Regions from separate parts of the Homo sapiens genome. Here region 2 is linked to region 1. A link is a contact called in ENCODE Hi-C or POLR2A ChIA-PET data. All regions are on one chromosome and are shown on one strand. Each heading gives the region's core, a stretch centred on a gene start or an enhancer-like site at or near the end of the contact. The rest is flanking DNA. Distances are from core to core; before and after follow the strand shown. Region 1 holds the start of WDR59 (WD repeat domain 59). Region 2 holds the start of FA2H (fatty acid 2-hydroxylase).

What was found. Hi-C counts contacts between places; a loop is a spot of excess contacts on that map. ChIA-PET counts read pairs that join two places held with the same protein, here RNA polymerase II (POLR2A). Pooled maps may share reads with other maps.
Region 2: a loop to region 1 is called in a pooled map, with 5 times the contacts of the local background. The contact joins the promoter of FA2H here to the promoter of WDR59 in region 1. A Hi-C loop is called at or near these places in 4 of 37 single-sample maps with no recorded cell type and 8 of 50 pooled maps. POLR2A ChIA-PET finds 5 or more read pairs at or near these places in 4 of 52 experiments (IMR-90, PC-9, WTC11 and 1 more).

The regions. Positions count from the first base shown.
Region 1 is chr16:74,979,363-74,986,725 of GRCh38, forward strand. It overlaps WDR59 (WD repeat domain 59), which reads right to left and starts at 5,761. Exons shown (of 26, transcript NM_030581.4): 1 at 5,602-5,761. The coding sequence starts at 5,655. RefSeq lists silencers at 5,507-5,816, 6,852-7,052 and an enhancer at 6,147-6,206.
Region 2 is chr16:74,772,074-74,778,872 of GRCh38, forward strand. FA2H (fatty acid 2-hydroxylase) reads right to left here and starts at 2,747. Exons shown (of 7, transcript NM_024306.5): 1 at 2,413-2,747. The coding sequence starts at 2,682. RefSeq lists an enhancer at 1-93 and silencers at 2,384-2,433, 2,474-2,843, 2,854-2,983, 2,994-3,053.

The DNA.
Region 1 (7,363 bases), core at 4,511-7,010:
GGCTGAGGCAGGAGAATGGCATGAACCCGGGAGGCGGAGCTTACAGTGAGCCAAGATCGAGCCACTGCACTCCAGCCTGGGCGACAGAGTGAGACTCTGTCTCAAAACAAAACAAAACAAAACAAAACAAACAAACAAAAAAACAGTGTTGCTCTGGAAGATTACCTGCAAGTTGTGTGTTTTTTTTGTTTTTTTCAGATGGAGTCTCGCTCTTGTCACCCAGGCTGGAGTGCAGTGGCACGATCTAGGCTCACTGCAACCTCCACCTCCTGGGTTCAAGCGATTCTTCTGCCTCAGCCACCCGAGTAGCTGGGATTACAGGCACCCACCACCACACCCGGCTAATTTTTGTATTTTTAGTACAGATGGGGTTTCACCATATTGGCCAGGCTGGTCTCGAACTCCCAACCTCAAGATCCGCCTGCCTCAGCCTCCCAAAGTGCTGGGATTACAGGTGTGAGTCACCACACCCGGCCTTTTTTTTTTTTTTTTTTTTTTTTCTTTGAGACAGAGCTTCACCTTGTCACCCAAGCTGGAGTGCAATGGCGTGATCTCAGCTCACCACAACCTCCAACTCCTGGGCTCAAGCAATTCTCCTCCCTCAGCCTCCCGAGTAGCTGGGATGACAGGCATGCACCACCACGCCCAGCTAATTTTTATTGTATTTTTAGTATTTTTAGTAGAAACGGGCTTTCACCATGTTAGCCAGGCTGGTCTCGACTCCTGACACAGGTGATCCACCTGCCTCGGCCTCCCAAAGTGCTGGAGTTATACGCGTGAGCCACCATGCCTGGCCTAAGTTTTCTTATAGTGTTAACACTCATTGATGCCAGGAAGCACTTCACAGTAGTTGCCAAGCAGCACAGGCTCTTGATTATTAATTAGTGACAGTAATAGCCCAAAGCATTGTTTCATAAAATAAATGGCACTTTTATAAACTATAAAAAAGACTTTCACACTTCAGACTGGGGTTTTCCTCTGAAAAATCTAAGTCTTTTTTTTTTTTTTTTTTGAGACAGAGTTTCGCTCTTGCCCAGGCTGTAGTGCAACGGTGCGATTTGGCTCGCTGCAACCTCCGCCTCCCAGGTTCAAGTGACTCTCCTGCCTCAGCCTCCCGAGTAGGTGGAATTACAGGCACACGCCACCATGCCTGGCTAATTTTTGTATTTTTAGTAGAGATGGGGTTTCACCATGTTGGCCAGGCTGGTCTCAAACTCCTGACCTCAGGTGATCTACCTGCCTTGGCCTCCTAAAGTGCTAGGATTACAGGCGTTAGCCTACGCCCAGCCAAAAAATCTAAAAGTTTTAATTTTAAAAAATTATTTTCAGACCAGGTGCAATGGCTCACATCTGTAATCCAGCGCTTTGGGAGGCTGAGGCAGGCATATCACTTCAGGTAAGGAGTTCAAGACCAGCCTGGCCAACATGACGAAACCCCATCTCTACTAAAATACAAAAATTAGCCCGGTGTGGTGGGGCACGCCTGTAATCCCAGCTACTCAGGAGGCAGGAGAAGCACTTGAACCCAGGAGGTGGAGGTGACAGCGAGCTGAGATTGCGCCACTGCACTCCAGCCTGGGCAACAGAGCGAGACTCCATCTCAAAAATAAAAAAATATATATTTTTAGGCCAAGGTGGGAGGATCACTTCAGCTCAGGAGTTCAAGACCAGCCTGAACAAGAACGTAAAGCCCCATCTCTGCAAAAAAAAACACACAAAAAGGCCGGGTGCGGTGGCTCACGCCTGTAATCCCAGCACTTTGGGAGGCTGAGGCGGGCGGATCACAAGGTCAGGAGATCGAGACCATCCTGGCTAACACGGTGAAACCCTGTCTCTACTAAAAAAAATATATATATACAAAAAATTAGCCAGGCGTGGTGGTGGGCGCCTGTAGTCCCAGCTACTTGGGAGGTTGAGGCAGGAGAATGCCGTGAACCTGGGAGGCAGAGTTTGCAGTGAGCAGAGATCATGCCACTGCACTCCAGCCTGGGCGACAGAGAGAGACTCTGTCTCAAAAAAAAAACAAAAAAAACACACACACACAAAATTGTGGGGCTTGGTGGTGTGCACCTGTATTCACAGCTACTCAGGAGACTGAGGTGGGAAGATCACTTGATACCATAAGGTTGAGGCTGAGGTGAGCCAAGATTGCACCACTGCATTCCAGCCTGGGTGACAGAGCAAGACCCTGTCTTACACATATATACATATATATTTTTTGTATTTTTTTAGACAATACATATACATTTACATATATATATATATATATATATATATATATATATATATATATATATATTTTTTTTTTTTTTAGATGGAGTCTCACTCTGTCGCCCAGGCTGGAGTACAGTGGTGAGATCTTGGCTCACTGCAACCTCTGCCTCCCAGGTTCAAGCTATTCTCCTGCCTTAGCCTCCCAAGTAGCTGGGATTACAGGTGCATGCCACTATGGTCGGCTAATTTTTGTATCTTTAGTAGAGATAGGGTTTCACCATGTTGGCCAGGCTGGTCTCAAACTCCTGACCTCAGGTGATCCGCCTACCTCGGCCTCCCAAAGTGGTGGGATTACAGGCGTGAGCCACCACGCCTGGCCATATATGTATATTTTTTAGGCCAGGCACGGTGGCTCACGCCTGTAATCCCAGCACTTTGGGAAGCTGCAGCAGGAAAATCACTTGAACCTCGGAGTTCAAGACCACCTGGGCAAGATACAGAGACTCCTATCCCTATTTAAAAAAAAAATGCAAAATGAAAGAAATTTAAATATTTTAATTAAAAATTTTTTAATAAAATTATTATTTAAAAGATGTGGAGTGTTTTGAAAAGTTTATTGCTCCTATTCATAAAGGCATTATGAAGAGTTTTAACTTTGTCTTTCTACATTAACAAAATAGTTAATAAAATGGGTTCCTGCCCCTTCCAATCATCACCAGAATCACCCACAAAACCATGCTAATTCACATAAAGAGGAAGCCTTGTAAATAGGAAAATCAGAACAAAAAAACAGAAACTCCCACAAGGCAGTAAAATTACCCAATTTACTTTGTTCTCTTACTGTGACAACTGCTGTTGAGGTTTAATTATTTGCTACGACTTCATAGCATCCTAATATATGTGTCAGCACCCTCTCTGCAGGTCTCTTCAATTACATCTCTATAAACAGGCAGGGGTGAGACTACCTGGGTTTCTGTGAAAATTAAAGGGTTTGCAGATTAGTAGCTTCCAAATTAGCAGGCTTAGAGGCATGATACATGATTCTATTCTGTCCTAGTTGCCAGTAAAAGCAATTAACAAGAAAGAAAACAGGAATATGGTTCCTTTTCCAAGGAGTCTGGCGCCTCCCTAGGGAGAGCAGGTCTCACGGAGACTCTGTGCTGACAGTACTTGGGGGTCCTTAATCCAAATGCTACTGCTCAAATTCTCAGTAGAGGCTACTGATCAGAGGGCACCACAGAGCAAAATGGTGGGTAGCTCCTCCACTCACTCATTCTCCGGCAAAAGACAGGATGGGGTTTTGGAAAGAAGAAACCACATCACCCATTCATACTTATCCAGATCTCCCTCAGTATGAATCACCTGTGCATGGTATAGTGTATACCTGAAGGGAGCTCAGTAAATCCTTGTTGAATAAATGAGTGAATAAAAGTGTGGCACACAGAAGGTATTTGATAAATATTAGTTGAATAAATGAAAAGAATGGCCAGGCACAGTCGCTCACACCTGTAATCCCAATATTTTGGGAGGCCAAAGTGGGAGAATCGCCTGAGGCCAGGGGTTCAAGACCAGCCTGGGCAACACAAAGAGACTCTGTCTCTACAAAAAATAATAGGCCAGGTGTAGTGGCTCACACCTGTAATCCCAGCACTTTAGGAGGCCAAGGCAGATGGATCACTTGAGGCCAGGAGTTCAAGACCAGCCTGGCCAACAGAGCGAAACCCCGTCTCTACAAAAAATACAAAACTTAGCCAGGCATGGTGGCACGTGCCTGTAATCCCAGCTACTCGGGAGGCTGAGGCACAAGAATCGTTTGAACCTGGGAGGCAGAGGTTGCAGTGAACCAAGATCATGCCACTACACTACAGTCTGGGTCATAGAGTGAGACTCTGTCTCAAAAAAAAAGGTAAATAAATTTAAAATTGAAGAGAATCACCAAGACACTGTCCTAGGTGCTGGGGAAGAGGGGATGTATATGACCGGTTCAGAGCTACCCACTATGAGTAAAGTAGTCCAATGAGCTAAACAAGGGCTCTGGGGTAGGATCCAGCATCCAAATCCCAATGCTGTGTGTGCCACACATCCTCAACATACAACCACATAAAATCTTCACTCGAGGCTGTGCTCAGTGAATCACACCTGTAATCCCAACACTTTGGGACGCTGAGGCAGGGGGTTCGCTTGAGCCCAGGAGTTCCATACCAGCCTGGACAACATAGGGAGACCCCGTCTCTACAAAAAAAAATGAAAAATTTAGTCGGGCGTGTTGGCATGCGCCTGTAGTCTCAGCTACTGGGGAGGCTGAGGTGGGAGGATAGCTTGAGCCCAGGAGGTCGAAGCTGAACTGAGCGGTGATTCACGCCTCTGCACTCAAGCCTGGGTGACAGAGCCAGACCCTGTCTCAAATGAAGTAAAATAGGCCAGGCACGGTGGCCCACGCCTGTAATCCCAGCACTTTGGGAGGCTGAGGTGGGTGGATCACCTGAGGTCAGGAGTTCAAGACCAGCCTGACCAACAAGGTGAAACCCCGTCTCTACTAAAAATACAAAAATTAGCCGGGCGTGGTGGTGCGCACCTGTAATCCCAGCTACTTGGGAGGCTGAGGCAGGAGAATTGCTTGAATCCCGGAGGCGGAGGTTGCAGTGAGCCAAGATGGCACCACTGCACTCCAGCCTGGGCAACAGAGTGACTCTCCATCTCAAAAAAAATAAATTAAATTAAATTAAATAGAAAATTAAAAAATAAAATCTTTAAGCCAATCTTGTAAGTACGACCATCTCCCTTCTACAGGTGAGAAAACTGACGTGTACGGAGTGATGACAGGGTAGGGGCTGCGGGATTCGAACTCGGGCAACACGTGCAGTGTCACTCCTATCCACTACACGGTATTTTCCAGTATGATGGCATTAAGAACCACTTAACCGCGTAGACGCTGCAACAGGCACTTTGCAAACAGTGTTTCATCGAATTCACCCCAACAGGGTTACGTCCACGCAGCTGAGACTTAGAAAAGTCCCGCGACTTGCCTTAAGTCGCCACACGCGGCTAGGGCCTCGGGAAGCCGTCACGCCCTCGCTCCGTACCCTGATTGTGGGAAGCCTCCCCTCAGCACTCACGATGCGCAGTCTCTGCCTCAGTGTCACAAGGCGGACCCCACTCCCCTACCCGCGTAGGGAGCCCCGAAACTCCGTCCATGCTCGCCCCGATTGCCCCCGATGGTCGTCTTCCCTCCCCCGACGGGGCCTAAGAGGTCGGCTAAGCCCCGCCCACCTCCTCAGTACGGGGCCTAGGGTCTCCCCGTAGCCCCCCGGGACGGAAGCAGCCGCGTGGGGGAGGGGAAGCGGGGAGGACGCATGCCCAGAGGGCTCCACTCGGCCTCTAGCTCACCTGGGAGTCACGGAACTCTACAACCACGTTTTCGCTGCTCCATCGCGCCGCCATCTCCCCCGCCCGGCCGCCGCGGCCCCAGGACGGCGCCCTCCCACCCCGCCGTCCCCAGTATCCCGGGACCGTGCGCCCCACACAGCCAGAGAATCAGCCCCGACACGCCCCGTGCCCTGGTTGCTCCTGAGCTCAAGCCATTGGTTGACCCAAGCATAGGCTCCGCCCCTTCTTCCTGGGTCCTCCAATTGCTACACCGCGCCTGCAACAAACAGGCACGCCCTCGCTCACTTCCGTCACTTGGTTTGAGTCACCCACGCTCCTCGCGATTGCGGGCACACCCCCTGCCGCGAGCTCTGCCGGGAGTTGTAGTCCAAGCTCGAGCAAGCGTGGGTGACCTGGGAAGGGCTCGCAGGTTTGGGTTTGGGTGAGGTGAGGTGCCTGTTGTCCTGACTAGCTCCTCGCTGGAGTCCCCAGCATTCGTCCAGACCCAGTCTCAAATCAAAATCAACGTTCGGGGCGGGTGCGGTGACTCACGCCTGTAATCCTAGCGCTTTGGGAGGCCGAAGTCAGGAGTTCGAGACCAGCCTAAACAACATAGTGAAACCCCGTCTCTACTAAAAATACAAAAATTAGCCGGGTGGCGGGCGCCTGTAATCCCAGCTACTTGGGAGGCTGGGGCAGGAGAATCGCTTGAACCCGGGAGGCGGAGATTGCAGTGAGCCGAGATCACGCCATTATACTCCAGCCTGGGTGACAAGAGCGAGACTCCGTCTCGGAAAAAAAAAGAAAAAAGAAAAATCAAAGCTCGTGCAAACCGAAGATACCTCTTCTCCTGATGCCTATCCCATCGAGATATTTAAAAGTCTGAATGTGCAATTTATTGTTTCATACAATACAGCAGCGCCTCCCGTAACAATGAAGGTAGACTTAAATGTGAGAATCCAGCTGTTTTCTTGATCTGTAGTCCAATGCTCTACCTGTGAGCTATACCCCCTCCTGCAATCCAGCTGCTTTCTTTCCTTTTCTTTTTTTTTTTTTTTTTTTTTTTTTGAGACAGAGTCTTGCTCAGTCGCCCAGGCTGGAGTGCAGTGGCGCGATCTCGGCTCACTGCAAGATCCGCCTCCTGGCTTCACGCCATTCTCTTGACTCAGCCTCCGGAGTAGCTGGGACTACAGGCGCCCGCCACTACGCCCGGCTAATTTTTTTGTATTTTTAGTAGAGACGGGGTTTCACCGTTTTAGCCAGGATGGTCTCGATCTTCTGACCTCGTGATCTGCCCGTCTCGGCCTCCCAAAGTGCTGGGATTACAGGCGTGAGCCACCGCGCCCGGCCGCTGTTTTCTGATAAACCAAACATTAAAACAGATTTGCCAGAATTTTTTGTTGTTTTTTTTTTTTTTTGAAAATATTGTTCTTTTTCATTTTAAAATGTATTCATGTGAAGGGCCTTAATGTTTAAATGAAATAATGAATATATTTTTTAAATTCTGTATACTACATATAAAAGTTTTTGGGGGCCGGACGCAGTGGCTCATGCCTGTAATCCCAGCACTTTGGGAGGCTGACGTGGACGGATGGCTTGAGCCCAGAAGGAGGCTGCAGTAAGCTAGGATCACATTACTGTACTCCAGCCTGGGCGACAGAGCAAGACCTTGTCAAAAAAAAAAAAAAAGTTTTTTTGGGATTTTCAGTAATTTTTAACAGCAGTGTAAAGGGATTCCAAGATCAAAAAGTTTGAGAACCACTGTACTAACATGGTGGGTGGT
Region 2 (6,799 bases), core at 1,497-3,996, 210 kb before region 1:
GTCAAGTCCCAAATCCTGACCACAGCCTACGAAGCCCCGTGTGATGTGGCCCCGGCCGACTTTTGGCCTCCCCCCACATCCCTGTCTTTGCCCATCAGCCTCTGGCCACGTTGGTTTTATTTGCAGTCTTTTACTATGTCAAGCTCTTCCTGCCAGAGCCTTCACACGTGCTGTTCCCTTTGCCCAAAATATTCTTCCTGCTACATGCCACCTGGCTAAGCCCAGCCTATCAATCAGCTCTCAGTGTCAATGTCGCTTTCTCAAGAAGGCTCTCTATGCTCCTCCCCTCTAGATCCGTACTCTGATACACCATTAATTAAGCAACTATCATGTGATCTGTGTGTTCCCTCTCCTTCCCCATTATCCCATTAGCTCCATGAAGACAGGAACCGAATTCGTTTTGTTCATTGATATCTCCCCACACCCAGCACAGTGCTGTCAACCCATTAAGGAACCAGTTCCATGACTGAATAAATGATGGAGAAATTAGGCAGGATGACCCAATGAAAAGCCACCTGAAACAGTGGGTGCTAAGTCCTTTCAACCAAAGATCTAAGAGTAGTTGCTGGGCTCATCTTGAAAGCAAGAGTTAGAAGCAGGGGACAATTGTTGGTTTTCAGGAGTCCCCCTTATCCACGGTTTCACTTTCCATGGTTTCAGTAACCCACGGTCAACCTGGGTCCAAAAACATAATTAAATGGAAAATTCCAGAAATAATTTATAAGTTTTAAATTACTTTTCAATAGTAGCCAATGCCACATCACCACACCTGTCATTCACCTCACTCCAACCCATCATGTAGGCATCTTATTATCTTTTTTTTTTTGAGGTGAGCTCTCACTCTGTTGCTCAGGCTGGAGTGCAGTGGCATGATCATGGCTCACTGCAGCCTCCACCTCTCAGGTGATCCTCCCACCTTAGCCTCCCAAGTAGCTAGAATTATAGCCACATGCCACCACACCCGGCTAATTTTGGTATTTTTTGTAGACACAAGGTCTCCCTATGTTGCCCAGGCTGGTCTTGAACTCCTGGGCTCGAGCGATCCTCTTACCTCGGCCTCCCAAAGTGCTAGGATTACAGATGTCAGCCACTTTGCCTGGCCTCATGTTATCATCTTACATTATCACAAGAAGAGTGAGTACAGTACTATAAGATGTTTTGAGAGAAAGGGACCACATACAAATAGCTCTTATTACAGTATATTGTTGTAACTATTCTATTATTGTTGTTGTTAATCTCTTCCTATTGTTCTTAATTTATAAATTTAACTTTATCATAGATATGCATATATGGGAAAAAACATAGCATATATAGGATTCGGTACTATCTGTGGTTTTAAGGATCCACTGAGGGTCTTGAAATGTATCCCCTTGGACAAGGGGGAACTACTGTATATCTAAGCATGATGGCCCCATACCAGTCCCAGAGCCAGGCCTGGGGAACATCAAGAGAGTCGCTTTGCCTCTGGCCTGAGCCTACCTGGAATCCTGTGGACTAGGTCTGTCTCCTCCACCCGAAGACTTTTGGGATGGAGCCAGCATTGATTTTGGAGTCAGATACATGTGGCTTTCCCACTATTTAGCTATTTGACCTTAGGCGCATTAATCAGAGCCTCCCTGAGCCTCAGATTCCATATCCTGAAATGGGAATAACAAAACCTGCCCCAGGTTGAGTTAAGGACTTAAATACCATCGGGAGCTGGTACTGCACAGAAGCGTGCAGCTCAGCACACAGTCTGGTCCAAAGTGCTGGTCCCTTTTCCTTGGCAAAACTGGCTCATGCCTTTCATTTCACTCTTTTGGAGTCCCAAGCCAGCGTGTAGGACAAGAATATAAGGGAAGGTCTGAGAGGTTGGAGGACACAGTCCACCCCAGACATGGCCCAGGCAAGGCCAGGGCGGCACCAGGAAACCCAAGCTAGTGAGAAGAGTTACTGATCTGTGCCTCTTTGAAGCAGAAGTGAGGTGGGATGGGGAGGTGGGAACAGGTTGAGCCCATTATCCAAACAGAAACGGAGAGTGGTTGCAAAGAGGGAGAGGCCGATAAGTGAAGAGGAAGGAAAGCCGAGGCGTATGGGGGGCTGGGGACAGAAACGGGAATCCAGGTTGTCGGAGGGCAGGGGCTGCAGAAGGAACACGCTGGAAGGAGGGGTGCTGGGGAAATGGGAGAGCTGGCACGGAGGCGGGCCAGGCGGTAAGGGTGGAAAGGAAGAGCAAGTTCCTGGAGAGAGGAAGGAGGGGTTGGAGGGGACGACAGTGACCTGTTGCCTGGAGAGAAGAGAGGGAAAGCGAGGGAAGGGAGGGCAGAAGCTGTCACCTTGGGTCCTGCTAGAGGGCAAGTGAACGGGGCTCGCCCGGGAGTGGAAGGCTGACGGAGGCCTGGGTTGGGGTGGGGGGCCCCGGCCCGGCTGTACCTGCTGCTCCCCGCGGAGCTCTCCCACGTAGTACTGCTCCAGCCAGCGGCGCGCGTTGGCCGAGTGCCTGTGCGGCGGCCCGTCCAGGTCGGCGCTGATGTCCTGGCCCGCCCTGGCCCGCAGCAGCTGCTCGCCCCCCGGGTGGTGCCGCACGAAGCTGGAGAGGTCGTAGAGGCGGGCCCCGCGGCGGACCCAGCACGCGCCGGCCGCCAGGCGCCGCTGGACCTCGGAGGGCGAGAAGGAGGCGGCGGGGGGCGGAGCGGGGGCCATGGCCGGAGACCGCAGCTCCCAGCGCGCAGCCCGGCGTCTGCTCTGCTGCCACCCTGAGCGCCTCTAACATCCCGGGAGCCCCGCGGCCGTTCCGGGCGGGCCGCCACCGCACCTGCTCATTTGCATACCGCGCTCCCATTGGCCGGCCGGGAGCCCCGGCAGAGCCGCGAGGGGCGGGCCCGGCGCCGGGAGCTGCGCGCCAGGTGGCCGCGGACAGGGAGTGCCGCGCCCGCCAGGTGTGTCCCGCGCGGGAGGAGGGTGGGCGGACACAGGCGGAGCGAGTCTCCCCGTCGCGGGTGGTTGTCTGGGCGGACATCCTCGGTGGCCTGATCGCTGCTGGAATAACTTCAACTGCTTCCACGGAGGAGCTGGCCGCATGGGACCCTCTGGCTCCAGGAGGTGCCCGAGAGAGCGAGAGGCGAATGAGGTGCTCGCCTCGGGTGCAAATATTTGTTTGTTTTTAAAATTTCAGTAGCTTTTGGGGTACCAGTGGTTTTTGGTTACATGGAGGAATTGTATAGTGGTAAGTCCTGAGATTTTAGTCCACCTGTCCCCCGAGTAGTGTACATTATACCCAATGTGTAGGGTTTTGTGTGTGTGTGTGTGTTACACCCCCTCCCATTCTCCCTATTGTCCATTATATCACTCTGTATGCCTTTGCGTCCTCATAGCTTAGTTCCTACTTATGAGTGAGAACATACAGTGTTTGGTTTTCCATTCCTGAATCACTTTCACTTAGAATAATGGCCTCCAGCTCCATGCAAGTTGCTGCAAAAGACTTCATTTCGTTCCTTTTTATGGCTGAGTAGTATTCTATCGTGTATATCAACTACATTTTCTTTATCCACTCATTGGTTGATGGTTATTTAAGTTGGTTCCATATCTTTTCGATTGTGAATTGGGCTGCAAAAAACAAACATTCGTGTGCAAGTGTCTTTTTCATATAATGACTCTTTTCCTTTGGGTAGATACCCAGTGGTGGGATTGCTGGACCGAATGGTGAATCTACTTTTTCTCTCCTCCCCTCCCCTCCCCTCCCCTTCCCTTCCTTTCCCTTCCCTTCCCGTGACAAGGTCTCACTCTGTCACCCAGGCTGGAGAGTAGTGGTGCGATCTTGGTTCACTGCAGCCTCGACCTCCCGGGCTCAAGCAATCCTCTTACCTCAGCCTCCCAAGTAGCTGGCACTACAGGCATGCACCACTACGCCTGGCTAATTTTTGTATTTTTTGTAGAGACGAGGTTTCACCATGCTGCCCAGGATGGTCTCAAACTCCTGGGCTCAAGCGATTTGCCTGCCATGGCCTCCCATAGTGCACTTTTTTTTTTTTTTTTTGAGACAGAGTCTCACTCTGTTGCCCAGGCTGAAGTGCAGTGGCACAATCTCAGCTCACTGCTACCTCCGCCTCCCGGGTTCAAGCGATTCTCCTGCCTCAGCCTCCAGAGTAGCTATGACTATAGGCGCGTGCCACCACGCCCGGCTAATTTTTTTGTATTTTTAGTAGAGACGGGGTTTCACCATGTTGGCCAGGTTGGTCTCGAACTCCTGGCCTCTAGTGATCCTCCCGCCGCAGCCTCCCAAAATGCTGGGATTACAGGCGTGAGCCACCGCGCCCAGCCCCAAAGTGTACTTTTAGTTTGTTAAAGAATCTCTGTACTGTTTTCCAAACAAGTTGTACTAATTTACATTCCCACCAGCAGTGCATAGCATAAGCATCCCCCTTTCACTACATACACGCAGACATCTACTGTTTCTTGACTTTTTAATAATGTTCGAGGGCAAAATTTAATGGGGCACCCCAAAACTCAGTCATCACTATATCTAATACCTGAACGTAATATTTAAAAAATTATATTGTTGGCTGGGTGCGGTAACTCACACCTGTAATCCCAGCACTTTGGGAGGCCGAGGTGGGCGAATCACGAGGTCAAGAGATCGAGACCATCTTGGCCAACATAGTGAAACCCCATCTCTACTAAAAATACAAAAATTAGCTGGCTGTGGAGGCACGCATCTGTAGTCCTAGCTACTTGGGAGGCTGAGGCAGGGGAATCGCTTGAATCTGGGAGTTGGAGGTTGCAGTGAGCCGAGAACGCCCCACCACACTCCAGCCTGGCGAGAAAGAGAGACTCTGTCTCAAAAAAAAAATTATTTTGTTGCACAATGTGAATGTTCTTAATGCCACTGAACTGTACACTGAAAATGGTTGGAATGGTAAATTTATATTATGTATATTTTACCGCAATACAAAATATTTAAGAATGTTTTAAAAAATCACATTGTCAAAAGACAGGGGTGAGGGGTGGGGTTGGGGGCGTGGCATTGGCCACCTGTTTTTGTAAATAAAGTTTTATTGGAACCAGGGCCAGGGATTCCTGAGACAGGGATGTGAAAGTGCAGGGTTAGCTCCTGTTTTTATTTAAAATTTTGATATTTTGTCCATCATGGATTTTTTTGCATTAATCTTGAAGTTTTACAATACTGCATTAAAATATTATTTATCTTGGTTACTTTTTTTTGTTTGTTTTTTGGCATGCCTGTAGATTTTGCTCTCAGGGTTAGTGCCTCACTCCCTCACTCTAATCCTGGGCCCTGGGGAAGGACCTGAGGGGAGAACAGAGAACACTGTCTCCATTACAGAAGGGGAAGTAGGGGCCTACAGGAGTAAAGGCTGGGGGTGATGCTGTGTGGAAAGGAGGACTGAATTTGTTCATCACAGTTTTGTTTAGAACAGGAAAAACTTGGTTGGACATGGTGGCTCATGCCTGTAATCCCAACCCTTTGGGAGGCCAAGGCAGGAGGATCGCTTGAGCCCAGGAGTTCAAGACCAGCCTGGGCAACAAAGCAATACCTCGTCTCTACAAAAAAATTTTTTTTTTAAATTGAGGCCAGGCCGGGCGCGGTGGCTCATGCCTGTAGTCCCAGCACTTTGGGAGGCCGAGGTGGGCGGATCACCTGAGGTCGGGAGTTTGAGACCAGCCTGACCAACATGGAGAAACTCTATCTCTACTAAAAATAAAAAATTAGCCAGGCATGGTGGTGCCTGCCTGTAATCTCAGCTACTCAGGAAGGCTGAGGCAGGAGAATCATTTGAACCCGGGAGGCAGAGGTTGCAGTGAGATTGTGCCATTGCACTCCAGCCTGGGCAACAAGAGCGAAACTCTGTCTCAAAAAAAAAAAAAAAAAAAATTGAGGCCAGGTGCGGTGGCTCACACCTGTAATCCTAGCACTTTGGGAGGCCAAGGCAGGCAGATCCCCTGAGGTCAGGAGTTTGAGACCAGCCTGGCGAACATGGTGAAACCCTGTCTCTACTAAAAATACAAGAAAATTAGTCGGGCGCAGTGGCATGCCCCTGTAGTCCCAGCTACTTAGAAGACTGAGGCTGGAGAATCGCTTGAACCCAGGCGTCAGATGTTGCAGTGAGTGGAGATTGCACCACTGCACTCCAGCCTGTGTGACAGAGCGAGGCTCCATCTCAAAAATAATTGGATAAATAAATAATTTAAAAAATTAGCCAGTTGTAGTGATGCAGGCTTATCGTCCCAGCTACTGGGGAGGCTGAGGCCAAAGGATCTCTTGAGTCCAGGAGTTTGAGGCTGCAGTATCCTATGACTGCACCACTGCACTCCAGCCTGGGCAACAGAGTGAGCTCCATCTCTTAAACAGAAAACAAAAAGCAGAAAAGCCACACCCAGCTTTACTTGCTCAGCCACAGGGGATCCCACTTGAACTCATGATTTGTAATCAAATGCTCCTGGTACAGAGGCTAACCCATCCAGCTGGCTTTGTCTCTTTCAGGAAAGATATTTTAAGGATCATCTCCATTTGTGCCCTTCTGGGGCCAGGCATCTGTGCTGGGCCAGTTCAAGTATGGGAAGCCTGGCCCAGATGCCTCAGGGGTCCCCAGGTCAGAAGAGCCGCCCCTCTTCCCTCTCCCTTCTCTTCGGACTGACCCTCAGGGAGTAGGCGAGAGTTTTGCTGTCTGTGGGTCTATGGAGCACCTGTCCGTCAGGCCTAGAGGCCTCACATCAACAGAGTTGTTGCTTTTCTCAAGCGGTGAATGCATAAGTAGTCACCTTTACCCAACTTCCACACCTACTCTGCTGCAAATCCCGTTCA